Linked DNA regions of Homo sapiens: region 1 is linked to region 2. A link is a loop called in an ENCODE intact Hi-C map of the cell type or tissue named here. Cell type or tissue: Caco-2. All regions are shown on one strand. Links, peaks and the distances in the headings refer to the core of each region. The heading gives the core; the rest is flanking DNA.

What was found. Hi-C counts contacts between places; a loop is a spot of excess contacts. Peaks named below come from ENCODE experiments on the same cell type or tissue, not always from the same donor. Only the 100,000 strongest peaks of a DNase experiment are listed, where the experiment ranks them.
Region 1: it touches region 2 in a loop (7-fold over the local background); 25 of 110 quality-filtered maps call a loop at or near these places.

The regions. Positions count from the first base shown.
Region 1 is chr4:48,444,531-48,453,017 of GRCh38, forward strand. No RefSeq gene overlaps it. Among named protein-coding and RNA genes, the nearest start is that of SLC10A4, 35 kb to the right of the region's middle. In Caco-2, for the core only: CTCF peaks have their summits at 1,316 (motif pointing right) and 1,521; a DNase peak (open chromatin) is centred at 4,821.
Region 2 is chr4:48,543,341-48,551,827 of GRCh38, forward strand. It overlaps FRYL (FRY like transcription coactivator), which reads right to left. Exons shown (of 64, transcript NM_015030.2): 37 at 8,154-8,238; 38 at 7,252-7,364; 39 at 6,133-6,283; 40 at 5,350-5,453; 41 at 4,244-4,429; 42 at 2,727-2,931; 43 at 1,443-1,564; 44 at 467-657. Among named protein-coding and RNA genes, the nearest start is that of ZAR1, 57 kb to the left of the region's middle. In Caco-2, for the core only: a CTCF peak has its summit at 3,175 (motif pointing left); a DNase peak (open chromatin) is centred at 3,161.

The DNA of each region.
Region 1 (8,487 bases), core at 429-8,428, 99 kb before region 2:
GTAGTTTTTTCCAATTCTGTGAAGAAAGTCATTGGTGGCTTGATGGGGATGGCATTGAATCTATAAATTACCTTGGGCAGTATGGCCATTTTCATGATATTGATTCTTCCTACCCATGAGCATGGAATGTTCTTCCATTTCTTTGTATCCTCTTTTATTTCATTGAGCAGTGGTTTGTAGTTCTCCCTGAAGAGGTCCTTCACATCCCTTGTAAGTTGGATTCCTAGGTATTTTATTCTCTTTGAAGCAATTGTGAATGGGAGTTCACTCATGATTTGGCTCTCTGTTTGTCTGTTATTGGTGTATAAGAATGCTTGTGATTTTTGCACATTGATTTTGTATCCTGAGACTTTGCTGAAGTTGCCTATCAGCTTAAGGAGATTTTGGGCTGAGACGATGGGGTTTTCTAGATACACAATCATGTCATCTGCAAACAGGGACAATTTGACTTCCTCTTTTCCTAATTGAATACCTTTTATTTCCTTCTCCTGCCTGATTGCCCTGGGCAGAACTCCAACAACCTAAACCAGGAAGAAGTTGAATCTCTGAATAGACCAATAACAGGCTCCGAAATTGAGGCAATAATTAATAGCTTACCAACCAAAAAAAGTCCAGGACCAGATGGATTCACAGCCGAATTCTACCAGAGGTACAAGGAGGAGCTGGTACCATTCCTTCTGAAACTATTCCAATCAATAGAAAAAGAGGGAATCCTCCCTAAGTCATTTTATGAGGCCAGCATCATCCTGATACCAAAGCCTGGCAGAGACACAACAAAAAAAGAGAATTTTAGACCAATATTCCTCATGAACATCGATGCAAAAATCTTCAATAAAATACTGGCAAACCGAATCCAGCAGCACATCACAAAGCTTATCCACCATGATCAAGTGGGCTTCATCCTTGGGATGCAAGGCTGGTTCAACATATGCAAATCAATAAATGTAATCCAGCATATAAACAGAACCAATGACAAAAACCATATGGTTATCTCAATAGATTCAGAAAAGGCCTTTGACAAAATTCAACAACGCTTCATGCTAAAAACTCTTAATAAATTAGGTATTGATAGGACGTATCTCAAAATAATAAGAGCTATCTATGACAAACCCACAGCCAATATCATACTGAATGGGCAAAAACTGGAAGCATTCCCTTTGAAAACTGGCACAAGACAGGGATGCCCTCTCTCACCACTCCTATTCAAAAAAATTTTTTTAAATCGAAGATTTGTTCTTCAGCGTTAGCACAACGTTGGAAAGTCAAAGTGCTATTATTTATCTAAACACTAGGGGGAGATCTTGATTTCTCTTGGAGTGTTTTATTTATTATTTTATTTTTACCTTTTTTTATTTTAATTTTTAATTTTTTAATTTTTGTGGGCATGTAGTAGGTGTATATATTTCTGGGGCACATTAAATACTTTGATACAGGGATGCAATGTGTAGTAATCATAATAAATGGGATATCCCCTCAAGCACTTATCCTTTGTGTTACAATCCAATTATACTCTTAGTTATTTTTAAATGTACAATTAAATTATTATTGATTATAGTCACCCTGTTGTGCTATCAATTCTAGGTCTTATTCACTTTTTTTTTTTTTACTTTTGAGACAGTCTCGCTCTGTCGCCCAGGCCATAGAGCAGTAGGGCAATGTCGGCTCACTGCAACCTCCACCTCCCAGGTTCAAGTGATTCTCCTGCCTCAGCCTCCCTGTAACTGGGACTACAAGTGCATGCCACCATGCCCAGCTAATTTTTGTATTTTTAGTAGAGACGGGGTTTCACTATGTTGGCCAGGATGGTCTCAAACTCCTGACCTCAAGTGATCCACCTTCTTTGGCCTCCCAAAGTGCTGGGATTACAGGCGTGAGCCACCGCACTTGGCCCTTATTCACTATTTCTAACTACTTTTTGTACCCATTAACCATCCCCACATCCCCCTCTCCCACCCCCACTACCCTTCCCAGCACCAGCTTTTTCAGCCCTTCCAGGTGAGCTCTTTGAAGTTTGTTTTTTAACTCTAAGGTCTTGAAAAGCTCAACCAGTCCTGTATGCTGATTTCATATCTTCCTAAGGAATCCTTGGGTGCCACTTCATTTTCTGAGCCCAGCATTTTGTTCATGCCTCTCCTTCAGCCCTTGTTCTGCACCATAATTACGTGCTCATCTTTTGCATTAGACTATGAGCACTAAAAGAATTCATGTATTCTCATCTTTTTGTTTCTTATGCCCAGCATAGAGCATGACCTATAATAGATGATCATAAATGTTGATAGAATGATTCACTGTTCCAATGTCTTCTACAGAAGTCTTTTGCATTAGTCCAGTGCTTAAAGCATATTCACACTAGCATAGTTCAACCAAATATTCTTAAGAGCAATAAAAAACAAGTGAAAAACCATATAAAGGCCTACTCCACCCACACTGAGTTATCAGTTTTTTTTTTATGAAGTCAGAAATACCATAATCATGAGCTTAGACTTAAAATTAACTTTAATTGGGATATAATTCATATACCATAAAATTTATCTTTTGAAAGTATCCAACTCAGAGGTTTGTAGTGTATTCACAAGGTTGTGCAACCATCGTGACTACCTAATTCCAGAACATTTTCATCACCCCCAAAAGAAACCCATACTCAATAGGAGTCACTCCCCAATTTCCCCTCCCCCCAGCTCTGGCAATCACTAATCTGCTTTCTGTCTCTATGAATTTGCCAATTCTAGACATTTCATATAAGTGGAACCATACAATATGTGACCTTCTGTGTCTGGCTTCTTTCACCTAACATAACATATTCCAGGTTCATCCATGTTGTAGCCTTTATCAGTGCTTTATTCATTTTTATGGCTGAATAATATTCCATGGTATGGATATGCCACATTTTGTTTATCCATTCATCAAGTGGATTGATTCCATTTGTTTGTTCATTTGTTTTAATCTTTTGTTTTAAGTTCAGGGGTACATATGAAGATTTGTTGTATTTGTAAACTTGTGTCATGGGGGTTTGTTGTACAGATTATTTCATCACTTATGTACCAGGCCTTGTACCCAGTAGTTATTTTTCCTGATCTACTTCCTCCTCCCATTCTTCACCCTCTAGTAGGCCCCAGTGTCTGTTGTTCCCCTCTTTGTGTCCATGTGTTCTCATCATTTAGCTCACACTTATACATGAGAACATGCGGTATTTGGTTTTCTGTTCCTGCGTTCTTTTGCAAAGGATGATGGCCTCTAGCTCCATCCATGTTCCCACAAAAGACATGGTTTCGGTCATTTTTATGGCTTCACAGTATTCCATGGTATATAGGTACCACATTTTCTTTATCCAGTCTGTCATTGATGGGCATTTAGGTTGATTCCATGTCTTTGCTACTGTGAATAGTGCTACAACAAACATTCATGTGCTTGTGTCTTTATGGTAGAATGATTTCTATTCCTTTGGGTATATACCCAGAAATGGGATTGCTGGATGGAATGGTGGTTCTGTTTTTAGCTCTTTGAGGAATTGCCACACTGGTTTCCACAATGGTTGAACTAATTTACACTTGGAGTATTTTAAATCCTTCCCTCAGCTTGCTCTGAATTAAATTTGTTCTATTTTCAGTACAAGTGAATCAGTGTGAGATTTGCATATTTATCAAAATAAAAGGATATATGACAAGTAAATGTAATGCAGTGTCTTGGGCGTGATCCTGGAACAGAAAAAGAACATTAGATAAAAATTAAGGAAATCTGAATCAACTGTGAAATTTAGTTGATAAAAGTATATCAACGTTGGTTCATTAGTTGAGACAAACATAGAATACTAATTCATGTAAGATGTTAACATTAGGGGAAAGTGAATATAGGGTATATGGGAACTCTCTGAACTATGGGAACTATCTTTGCAATTATTCTGTAAGTCTAAATTATTCCCAAATGAAATGTTTATTTAAAAAATATTTTTTCAAAAAATGAAACCAGAACCTAATTCCCATAAAAATACTTTGAAAAGACTATATTTGAAGAATAAGTTGACTATTAGGAGTTTGCTAAATGAGCTATAAATATCTGAAGATATAATTAAATAGGATTAGATAAACTAAAAATACTTAAATATAAAAATATGTGTTATTTGAACTTCTCCACCTCCTACCAAAGAACCCCTGTCAGCAGAGGAGGTGAAGGGGGAAGAGGCTCTGGGGACTGAGTCCAGGGAAGCCGGCTTCAAGTGCCAAGTGTTTGGCAAGTTTCTTGGGTCCTCATGGTAACTCACGTGTATAGGCTACCTTGAGGCTTGTCTTAGCCTGGCGTTCCATCTGGAAAAAACATAAAACTGATTCTAAAAAGCATTGAAAAGTGACAAAAGTCTGTTAATGTTTCTTAAGGAGCCATCACAGAGGTTTATGGGCCACAATACCTAACAAGAGTTCCCACAAATCCACTCAGACCTCTCTCACACTCTCATGTTCCCACTCCTCACAGGAACTCTCTCATTGCTCTGTTCCCTCTCAAATCCAAAACACGCTGTCCCTAGACTCATTGCTCTCTTCCCCTCTGCTGTCCTTTTCCTTACTCCCGCCTCTAGAATCCATTTGTTCCTCCCTCCAAGTGGCTCCACTCCACTTCTTTAGAGCCATGGTCCCTTCTTTGTGGTGGGAGGGATTACCGGTCTGTGGTTAGAGTGTCCATCCACCAAGACTCTGGTTCTCTTCCGCCTGAGCGTGAGGTAGGATTTAACATCCCTGGCCATTCTCTTCCTTCAGCCAATGGAACGTGAGCAGAAATGACATGTCATTTCTAGGCAGAAGGCTTCAGGGGCTGGTATGTGACTCCTGACCTTTCCTTCCCTCCGCAAACACTGTCATTCCAGGTGGTGGAGCCTCCCTCAGCGTGCTTTCCCTCAGCGTGCTCGCTTGAGTGAAAAAACGTGAAGCCCTCCATCCAACCACAGGGACATATAGAAGGAGAAAGGAAAATATCTTTGTGGTTTTAAGCCCCTGAGTTTTGGGGGTCGTTGCTGAATACAACATAACATAGTTCATCCTAACTATCATGGAGCCACCATACCTCCAAGCAACACATAGTCTAAAAAATGAGTTCCCTCATTTTACACGTGAAGAAACTGAACCACGGGGAGGTTGAGTCACTTGCCCAGTATCACCTAGCTACAAAATCGTGAAGCCAGGATTGAAATCCAGGAAGTCCGGCTCCAGAGCCTGTGCTTTAACACCGTCCCCTAAAGACTCCCAGAGAAGACCAAGAAAGCATGGGACCGTCCTCCCTGCCTTTCCTCCCCACTCTGGGGCCGACTGCTACTTCCATCTTCCTGGGTGGTTTCCTAGGCCTGCTAGGTAGATGTTGTCCTGAAACTTACCTGTGTTAGAACCTTTCCCTGGATCTGTGTTTTTTCTTTATTGGTTTACTCCCTTGTTTTGCTGAAGCTTCCTAAGTGGCTCATAGGAAAGGATGCATGAGAGGTAAACTTTTGAAGCCTTCCTTGAAAGTTTAAGATTACATTATATTTTTAAATTATACATAAATATTATATATTTATTATAAATATAAATGTATAAATATATACAAATTTGTTATATATTAATTATAATTAATATAACATATATTTATATATTAATATGTTATATATTTATTATATATTAATATGTAATTAATATATAATTAATATATTAAATAATATAGTAAATATATATTTATATATTAAATATAGCAAATATATAATGATTTATACTTATATTAAAATATTAAATACACAATTATGTATGAGTGTATTAGTCAGGTAATAATTTTTTTATATTTACTTATTATATTATAATAAATATGTTTATTATAATATAAATATATTACCTGACTAATACACACTTCATAATTGATAGTTCAGAGGATATATTTATATATAATAAAAATATATAAATAAAATATATATTCATGTACTATATAATATACAATGTTTTATTTATATATAATATAAATACATAAAATATGATATATGATAGTTACAATAAATTTATAAGTATATATTTATAATATAAATTATATATAACATATTTATAATATAAATATATATTATATAACAGATTTATAATATAATAAATTTATTATAACTACAATATAAATTTATAAATATATAAAATGTATATAAATATTATATTTTAAACTTCCTTGAAAGTTTAAAAATATTAACCATTGTGATGGTTAATTTTATGTGGCAACTTGGCTGGGCCGCAGAGCCCAGATATGTGTCAAAAATTATTCTGAATATTTCTGCGAGGATGTTGGGATGAGATTAACATTTACATAGATGAATTTTGAGCAAAGCAGGTTGCCCTTCATAGTGTGGGTGGACCTCATCCAATCATTTCAAGGCCTGGATAGAACAAGACTGGCCTGCCCTGAGCAAAAGGGAATTCGGTCAGTGGATGCCTTTCACACCTGAACTGCAGCATTAGCTCTTCCCTGGGTCTCCAGTCTACAGGCCAACCCTGCAGATTTTGGACATGCTGGCCTCCTTAATTGTGTGAGACAGTTCCTTAAATCTCATAGATATTTATACATGCATCCTGTTGGTTCTGTTTCTGTGGAGAACCTGACTCATACATAATTCATATAAGTGACGGTTCAGAGGATACAGTATTCTCTCCCAAAAATAATAGCTCCTCAGAATGTTGAGGGTATTACCCCATGGTCTTCAAATATTTTAGGTTGGTACTGAAAGTCTTTTTGTCATTCTATTACTGTTGCTTTGAATGCGGCTCTTTGCCCACTCTTTCTGGGGAAATGAAAAGGATTTTTGTGTGTGTGTCTCAAGTGTTTTGATATTTCATCATTTTACACACGCACACACACACACACACACACACATTTGTTGTTGTTGTTAAGGTCTTTTTTAAAATGTGCTGTTCTGGAAATACCATTCTGGATATGAGCCCTGGCAAAGATTTCATGACAAAGACTGTAAAAGTAATTGCAACAAAAACAAAAATTGACACGTGAGACCTAGTTAAACTAAAGAGTTTCTGCCCAGTAAAAGAAACTATCAGCAGAGTAAAGAGACAACCTACAGAATGGGAGAAAATATTTTCAAACTATGCATCTGAAAATGGTCTAATATCCAGAATCTATAAGGAACTTAAATAAATTATTAAACAAAAATAATCCCATTTAATAAACGGGCAAAGGACATGAACAGACACTTCTCAAAAGAAGACATACACACAGCCAACAAACATATGAAAAAAATGCTTAACATCACTAATCATTAGGGAAATGCAAATCAAAACCACAATGAGATACCACCTCCCACCAGTCAGAATGGCTATTATAAAAAGTCAAAAATTAACAGATGCTGGTAAGGTTGTGGAGAAAAGGGAACACACACTGCTGGTGGGAATGGAAACTAGTTCAGTCACTGTGGAAAGCATTTTAGAGATTTCTCAAAGAATGTAAAACAGAACTACCATTCGACCCAGCAATCCCATTGTGAGGTATGTACCCAAAGGAATATAAAGCGTTCTACCATAAAGATACATGCAGATCTATGTTCATCATGGGACTATTCACAAAAGCAAAGACATGGAATCAACCTAAGTGTCCATGAACAGATGACTAGATAAAGAAAATGTGGTATATATACACAGTGGAATACTATGCAGCCATAAAGGAGAATGAAATCATGTCCTTTGCAGCAATGTAAATGCAGCTGGAGGCCATTATCCTAAGCAAATTAACACAGAAACAGAAAACCAAATGCTACATGTTCTCTTGTATAAGTGAGGACTAAACATTGAGTACACATGGACACAAAGAAGGGAACAACGGATACTAGTTCTACTTGAGAGTGGAGGGTGGGAGGAGAGTAGTCTGTACACCAAACCTCCTGACCTGTAATTTAACCATGTAACAACCCTGCACATGTACCCTCTGTAAAATGAAAGATGGGAAAACAACAACAACAACAATAATAATAGTAATAATGATAGGGAAATAACCCAATTAAAAAATGGGACAAAGACCTTAACAGATACCTCACAAAAGAAGATACGCAGGTGTCAAATAAGTATATGAATATACATCCCATATCATATGTCACCAGGGAAATGCAAATTAAAACAATGAGATACCGCTACACACATGAGAAGGGCCAAGATGCAGAACACTGACAACATCAAATGCTGACAAAGGTGTGGAGTAACAGGAACTTTCATTCATTGCTGTTGGGAATGAAAAATGCTACAGCCATTTTGGAAGACAGTTTGGTAGCCACTTACAAAGCTAAACATACTCTTACCATATGATCCAGCAATTGGGCTTTTCAATATTTACTGAAATGTGTTGAAAACGTATCTACACACAAAAACCTGCACTTGGATGCTTATAGCAGCTTTATTCATAATTGCCAAAACTTGGAAGCAACCAAGATGTCCTTCTGTAGGTGAATGAACAAATATGCCCAGATAATGAAATATTATTCAGTGCTAAAAAGAAATG
Region 2 (8,487 bases), core at 161-8,160:
GAATATGAGCTCTAGAATGTTAGGAACTTTGTCTCATTGATCACTGTATCCCTGATATTTATAACAGCGTTAATAAAGTCATTCATCTGTACAAACTGAAGTTCTCTAGTGCAACAGTTCATTTATCTTAAAGCATAAAATTCAATGCTCCACTTTACATTTAAATTTAACTTCCTATCTTTTTTACCTTGTGATCATCCCAGGTTAAGATCTTGGGGGTGGGGTGTTGTGTGAGTGGGCGAGTGTAAAGCTTTTTCTGATAGGCACTAGAATAGTTGATTTAATTAGTAGGTTATTTGATATTAATTACAAAACTAACTTTGTCTCTTAATTCTTTGCCTGCTCAACATCTGACTATAATTCTAGATGCCCATTATCTTGCTCTAGCTATAGCAATCTATATGGACAATAAATCCTTGACAACTAGTAGCTGCTCAATAACTGCTGAAAGAATATAAGGAAATACCTGTGCATCTTCTCCTGGATCCCCTACAGTTTCTACAAGTCTGGAGAGAACATCAGAAAGTGTAGTTGCAGTGAGAGGCTGCTTTAGGGCCCTGAAAATCTGAAAGGATCTCCCAGCATAGTGTCGAGAAGAACAGGAAAGTGCTGTTTGCAGAGCAACTTCACTAAGATGATGTTCCAGATGAATTCCTTCTGTGAATGCAAAGGAAACGAGTAGGTTGTTCTTGTTCTTTAGAATACTAATGGGGTTATAATCAGAAGTGAATCATCTTAAAGCTAGCAGCTAGCACACTTCCTGGCTCTCACATTTTATAAGTCAATGCTTTTTCTTTGCTTAAACTCCATTTGCATTTTAGATGACCCTTTAATCTTTACGGAAGCAATCCTTCAGACCAGGGTTTCTCAACCTTGGCACTACTGACCTTATAAGCCAGAAAATTCTTTGCTGGAAGGGCTGCCCTGAGCAGGGTATGATGTTTAGCAGTGTCTCTGGCCTCAACCCACCAGATACCAGTAGTAACCCCTTGCCCCCAACCCATAACGGTGACACTGTCTCTAGACATTGCCAAATGTCCCCTAGTTGAGAACCACTGCTCTAGACATATACAATTTGACTATGATTTTCAGAATGTGTTGAATTTTAGATTACTGAAGACTATACCAGCACAATTTTTTTTAAGTTTCCAATTTCTATATACGTCCGTTTAATGTATTTTTTCATAATACGCAATTGTATTGTAATTTTATGATGCCATCAAACACAAAACTAAGGAGCCTAGCATTTCATAGATAGCACTCATTTTTAAGTAGTAACTTAATTTTTCTTCAGTGAAAACAGATCTGTTATCATTAATAAATTAAAAGTCTAAAACTTTTAGAGGTATCACAATATCAACTATTAACTTTTTGCTAAGCATTATCAGAAATTGACATCACATTAAAATGTCACTAAAACTAAAATATTTCTTAAAAGATACCTGAGCTTGACTGCTTAAAAACAGAAACCACATGTTTCAAAAATGTAGTTAACTGTTCAGCACTCTTTATGCTAGGATTCTTGGCAGAAACATCCTCATGGTTCCAAAGGGGCCCTCTTTTTCTGAAAACAGAGAACAGATGTAATTTCCTTGGATTTTCACTTGTGATTAACAGTTGTACTCACACTTGCCTAAATTACACCTTTACAATTAGAAAGGATGGTAGTTGAATAAATAGGTCACAGTCTACTACTACTTAGGCACATGAATATGTAATGATCTACAGCAAGGAGAGAAAGATCTCATTTCAGTGTCTAGCAACAGACCAGTCAAATTCTCTCAGACGTAGTAGAAAAAGATGCCAAATTTTGCCAAGTGTGAAGCATATTGGTTACTGCTTATGTGTTCCAGGTCAAAATATAATCTGTATTTAGATTGTAATGCAAAGAAAATAATTTGCTGGTGAAATGCAATGAGAATAATTTACTAGCTAAAACTACAGGGAAAGTTTAGGACAGAGTAATGTCCTCTTGATTCTTTCTTCAAAACGTCTTTGTGTTCTTGGCCACCACCTCAGTTAAGCTCTTTATTAACACAGGCCCAAAGTGCCCTGAGAACCTGCTACGCACTGCTTCTGGTTCCTTCCACCTCTAATGCATCCTACACGCTGTTATGGGGCTGATTTTCTCCACATACTTATTAAATGATGCCTCCCACCCTCCTCCCAGCTTAATGATTTTCAATATAATCTACAACCTTATGGCCTGGGCTTCATGGCCCGCCAGTTTGAACTCTCCCAAGCTTTCCATAATTGTCTAGAACAACTCTCTTTTCTCTGCATTACAGTCAGAGTGGATTCCTCACCATTTCCAAACACATGGTTTTCTTGTGCTCCTGTGATTTTGTTCTTGCAATGGAATACCATGCCCTTTCTCCCCACCTATATTCCCTCTCTACTTATTGTGTCTTGCAAAGAGTAGACCATAAATAAATATTTGATGACTGAATGATAATGTAGCTAATAAAAGTGAAATATATATTCAGATAATACTCATTCTCTTTGGCCATTAAATAGCCAGATATGATTAAAGTCCTGAGGTATAACTGCACTGGCACAAAAGAGTCTTTGATTGCATCCTAATTTTCAAAATACTGTGCAATACAAACCTGTGTATTTCACATCAATGGTATTTCAGACAACAAAAATATGGCTCATAATACCTGATCAATGAAAGAATGACTTAACACATACACTGCTGGGATGATAAGAGCTGCCAGTGTTACCTTGAGGTAATGAATTCCATGAGGGTTTTGACTTTTCCATCCTGCTCCACTGAGATGTCAACCTCATTGAGGATAGTGGTGTGCAGATGTGAAATGGCAGCACTGTTATTTCCTAAGCTGATACTAGAAGAGGTAGAACTTGAGCTAAGCCCTGAGTCAGTCATAGGGGAGGGCTGGTAATCAGGTATAAAATCGTTAATGCCTGCTGAAAGAGAAAGATCGTCATGAATACCTAAAACATGAAAGAATCTCACAAAATACCTATAGAATTAAACTGTTGTTCCTTAGACTCTATGGGACACATGAGGCAATCTGTCAGTGCAAGGTGATGTGAATCAGTGCTCCTGCTGATCCTCATGAACACCAAATTACAGCAAGTAAGTTTTGGGGCAAACATTGTTTCACAGCTTGAAAACTTAGCAATTTGGATGTACTATGCAGTCCTCTGCCGCCATCTGCTGAAGAAACTTGCAAGTGGCAGTTTCCTAATATTCTGGCATATTTTGTCAACATCGCTTGTCAGTCACATTTCTATAATATGAACTGATTTTTAACTTTTTATAGAAAATTTTCTATAATTTTTGATCCATTTCCATTGCAGAAAGGCTCATCTATCTGAAATACACATAGTGCATCAATCATTTTTTAAAAAACTGTTAAAGGTTATTACTAATGCCCATATTTACAAATTGGTAAGAGAAGCCTTAAAAACAAACAAGCTATGGAATTTTGAATAATGGTGCCTTAATATAAAAAGGCAGTAAACTTCATTCCATTTTTCTTTTAATCATAGTTTTAAAAGGCTAATAAGTTTCCTAATAATTGTTTCCTAACTATAGGATTTTAAATAAATAACAGGGTTTTAACTAACTTTAAAATTGATGAACCCTGTATCTGACACTGTATGATTAGAAAAAAAAAAGGTAATTTTATTGCAATTTTGAAAAAAAAGTTTCTAGATCACTTGTTATTAGCCTGATGGTACTGATGAATGAAAGAAATGTTAGTTATAGGATATAAGAAAATATACCTTAAAAGTAAAAAACAAAAATTAACATTGACAGTGAAATAAACCATATTAAGTCTCATTAACTTGGACTTCACTACTTCAAAATGTATGTTTTTAATGCAGTAAATATAATCACGAGAATAACAAAATTTAAAATGCCTTACTTTATCAGTTTTCAGATCCTGCAAATAAGAGGAATCTAATACAAGCTCAACATCTTTTTCGTAATTCGTCCTCAATAAATTAAGCAGTTTCATTATGTCTTCAACTTACATATTCCTAAGTTAAATCTCGATAAAGATCGTTCGAGGTAATGCAGACTCAAATATTTTAAATTTAATCCCTTCTTTTATTAGCAAATAATTTAAATGGTACTTAAAATAATACAACTACATTTTTAAAATGTTCTCTAGTATTTCAACTTTTATTCAGTTGACTTTCTCTAATGCAGGATTCCAAATTAATAAAGTATAATTCTACTTTCAAATTGTACATTTAAAGCAAATACCTGTGAAATTATAATCTAAGTGTGCAACTTGTTTGACTGTAAGCACCCTGGGCTCATTAAACTCCTTGTTCCTGAGAAGGACAGAAGCAACAGTTCGGATGTTACTATTGGGTCCCATTACTATTAATAAGTGCAGAAGCAGGCGTTTACAATGTTCATACACCTCAGGGTGGCAGTGGTCAAACCCTAAAAAGGATAGTAGAGAAACATTATCAATAAAGAGAAATAATGAGTATTCTTACTACCAAACTCACATTTTGAAGAAAAGGAGAAATTATATGAAAGATTTCATGGAAGGTGACATATTATATGGTTTTTTATTGCCCTAGAGTTCTTATATACTTTTACAATAGCCTACTGTCTTATAGTACTAGGGAGACTCAAGGTAAGCTAAATGTGTTTCATGTCTAAAATTTAGTGATCTCTTAAAAATTATTTCTGTTACATAACATAAAAAAATTCATGGAAATGAATTTTTTTTTTTAAAGGCAGGGTTTTTTGTGTGCTTAGCACATAACAGAAAGTACATGATTAACTGAAGGAATGATGTAATACACCAACATTAAGTGTGCCCATCAGGAAAACTTATAAGGAGATGGCTATCTGGACTTGCTTCAGGAAGCCAATCCTATAAGCATCAAATGTATTATAGATATGGTAGATCCCACATGTTTGCTACAGAAGGCACGATGGAGTTTCAGGTATAATAATGAGGCTATCCAACAACCCAGTTCTTTTGGGAAATACTTAGAACCTATCTCAACTTTTCATTCACTCTGAAAGTTTCCAATCCCAGAGTTAAGTTAATTTGACTCTTGCCACAGCCACAGAATTTTTCCTTGGTATAGTATATGTGTGTTTGTGTGTGGGCAGGCGAGGCCATAAGATAGGAATAGGAATGGGGGTAATAGACATGTTTGTTTGTGGTTAGAAGAGGGGCCAGACATAACTCCCCAAGAGACCAGAGGAATCATAGTGAAAAGTGTCATGGAAATAACATAAAAATAACAGGAAACAGAAACACATAAAAACTGTCATAAAACCATACTGCTTTTAAATTATCATAAAAATATAACATGAAAGAATTAGAACCAAATATTTATTACCTATAAAAATTGCATGAAGAAGAAGATGGAGGTAGCTTCCCCATTCCACCTTCACACTATGATCAATGATGAGATCAGTCAAAAGGATCACTGCTATGTTACACCTATGACAAATAAGAGTTTCATTAACGTTTTACTAGATCTCAGTAAACCTAGAGAGAATTTGGTACAAAATTACTTGAAGACTTTAATATCACATTTCATGGAAAAATACAACTTATCAAGGAAAAAGGAGGAAAAACAAATACAGCTGAAGAAAACGTTAACCATTAAGTTAAAGAGATGGAACAGAACATAAGGGCTAAGGGTTCCTTGAACTCAGGAGCCACATTTTCTTCATCTTTCAACCTTGAGACTTAGCACACTGCTTGCCACAGTAGGTGTTCAATACATGTTTGGTGCATTAATACATTTTGAAAGAATGCAGTAATTGCTCTATTGTGATTTTGCTAAGTAGAATTCAATTTAACTCGATGCAAAATAATAGTGCCTACCATAGGAAAGTCATATTTTTCAGATGTAGTAACTGGGTCCCAGAAAGGTCAAGTAACTATGCCAGACACCCAGAAAAGCAGCAGCAGAATTAGATTTAATAATATTAATTTTATAAAGTTAGAATTCTGAGTTTTTTAGATTTCTTAGAATCTAAACACATTGATCTGTGTTGCAGTATCTCCATAAAGAAGATTGCTTTCATTCTGTGTTGTCAGATAGCACAAAGAAAGCCGACAGTGTTCAGCAGCAACTTGGTGCATATGTAAAAGGAATGACGCTGTAGTCCACCTGTGAAGAGGTAATCCAGGTGATGACGTTTCAGGCACGTAATCCACCAGTGGTGACCAGCAGCCTCCAGCTGGTGGGAAGGGCAGTGGCTCTCCTTGGTTATGCTCCATCACTTTCAGTCGCCAATTAGAATAAAGTGGCATTGAATCACCTATCAAGATAAAATGATCTCATTTTCTACACCATCTAATTTCTGCCAATATAAGCAAACTCTAGTAAGATCCCAACTATTTATATAGTATTGGAAAGTGATAAAAAAAATTTCCCACTATTTCAACATGTTTGCTAGGAAAATCTAGGCACAAATATTATCAAATTAAGCAAACCAGGGAGAGGGAGAGAGAGAAAGAGATTAATTTAGGTTCCACCCTGTACGTCAAAGCAAAACTATATTAGCACTTCATCATGATTCCATCAATGATGTCCAAGCCAGGAGATCACATTATTGGTGAAGCTGCCTTGTAACAAAGGGCCTTCTGGTAAGTTATTCAGTTCTAAATATCCTGAGATAGGGCCAACACAGCTCCATCTTGAAAGGAACTCTGCTCTACCACAGTGGGGCTGCGGGGTGCAATAAAAAATGTCAGGAAATGTGAATTCTGTGTGACGTGGGTAAGTCACTTAACCTCTCTGGACCTCAGTTCCATCATGTGCAAAATGAGGAGATTGGACCAGATCATCTTCAGTGTCCCTTCCCAGTCTGAAAGCCTGTGCTTCTATGATACCCTGCCTTAACGTTATAGTGAAACTTGGGTAGATTATTCACTTTGCAATTGCCAAGGGAGAATCTTTTAAGGAAAAAGTGAATCCATGCAGAAGGAGCAATCCTGCTAAAAAAAATCAGCCTGTTTCCAGTATTTGTTCTATGATGCTTCCTGAGAACCAGTTCTTATGTTCCTTGTGATTTATCTATAGGAAACCAGTGCTTTAAAAAAAATTTCACCCAATTACGTTGCTTCTTAAAATCAAGATGTTTCAGATTATGTTGGAACACCACTAGTGGCAGTTAAATACGCTTTTTAAAAACAATTTACTGAAAATATATATTTATTAACATTAATGTAATTAACAATACACCTCACCCTTATAGTTATATTAAAAACATTTGGAATTTATTACTTTTTTCTTCTTCATAAGATCCTCCAGAGCTGCTACTGTATCGGGATTCTAGTCTGTGATGTTGCCGATTCAAATGACTGTTTAGTCCACTGTAAATGTCCAGGTGCACATAGCTATGGGAATGATCACTGAAGTTAGTCACAGTTCACGGTGCAATGGTATTTATACTTTATGTTTCACTTTCTCTGTTTAAAAAAGGAGGACGGACGCCATGGTTCAAGCCTGTAATCCCAGCACTTTGGGAGGCCAAGGCAGGAGGATCATGAGGTCAGGAGATCGAGACCATCCTGGCCAACATGGTGAAACCCCGTGTCTACTAAAATACCAAAAATTAGCCGAGCGTGGTGACGTGTGCCTGTAGTCCCAGCTACTCCGGAGGCTGAGGCAGGAGAATTGCTTGAACCTGGGAGGCAGAGGTTGAGCTGAGATTGCACCACTGCACTCCAGTCTGGCAACAGAGCGAGACTCCATCTCAATAAAAAAAAAAAAAGGACACAGTACACAAAATACTAACAAAAGTTTACTATGACGTACATTAATTTCCACCTTATAATCCAAAAGCTTAAACTTTTAATCAATTATTTCTACCTAAAATAATATTCTGGCATACAAAACAGGTGGAGTAAATACCATTTATATAGGTCTAAAACTTTAAGCAATACAAAAAGTGACTTACCATATACCACCTATTTATACATTAGAGCATATAAAAAAATCTAGCAGGCTAGCATCTTTAATGTTGAAACTCTCAATGTGGAAAGTTTCCAGCATGGAAATATATTTTTTTCACTCGAATTTTAACACAGCAACATCCACATTTCAATGCAGAAAATATCATTTATTCTGATGACAACCAGTATCTGTCAAACTGAAAGGCTAATACAGAACAGAGAAGTACTTACCTCTCTTCAATATTCTCTTTAATGGGCTTATTATCAGGATTGCCATCTGTGGGAGCTACCATTGTATTGCTACTGGAAGTAGTTCCTGTAATCAAAGACAAAGCAGTACTCGTGAATCTACAAACCTGGAATAACCCAATAAGAACAAAAGATCTCAAATTATAGATATCAAAACTTAACTAAAATGAGAGCAAAGTCATTTAAAAAAAGGAATGTACTCATAATGACCAAAAGGGAAAGGACATAAGACAAACAAATTTTTGGATGCTAGAATACAAATGGACAGTAAGTAATTAAGTGTTAAGAAGGCTGAATCCAAAGGTGGTGGTGGGTG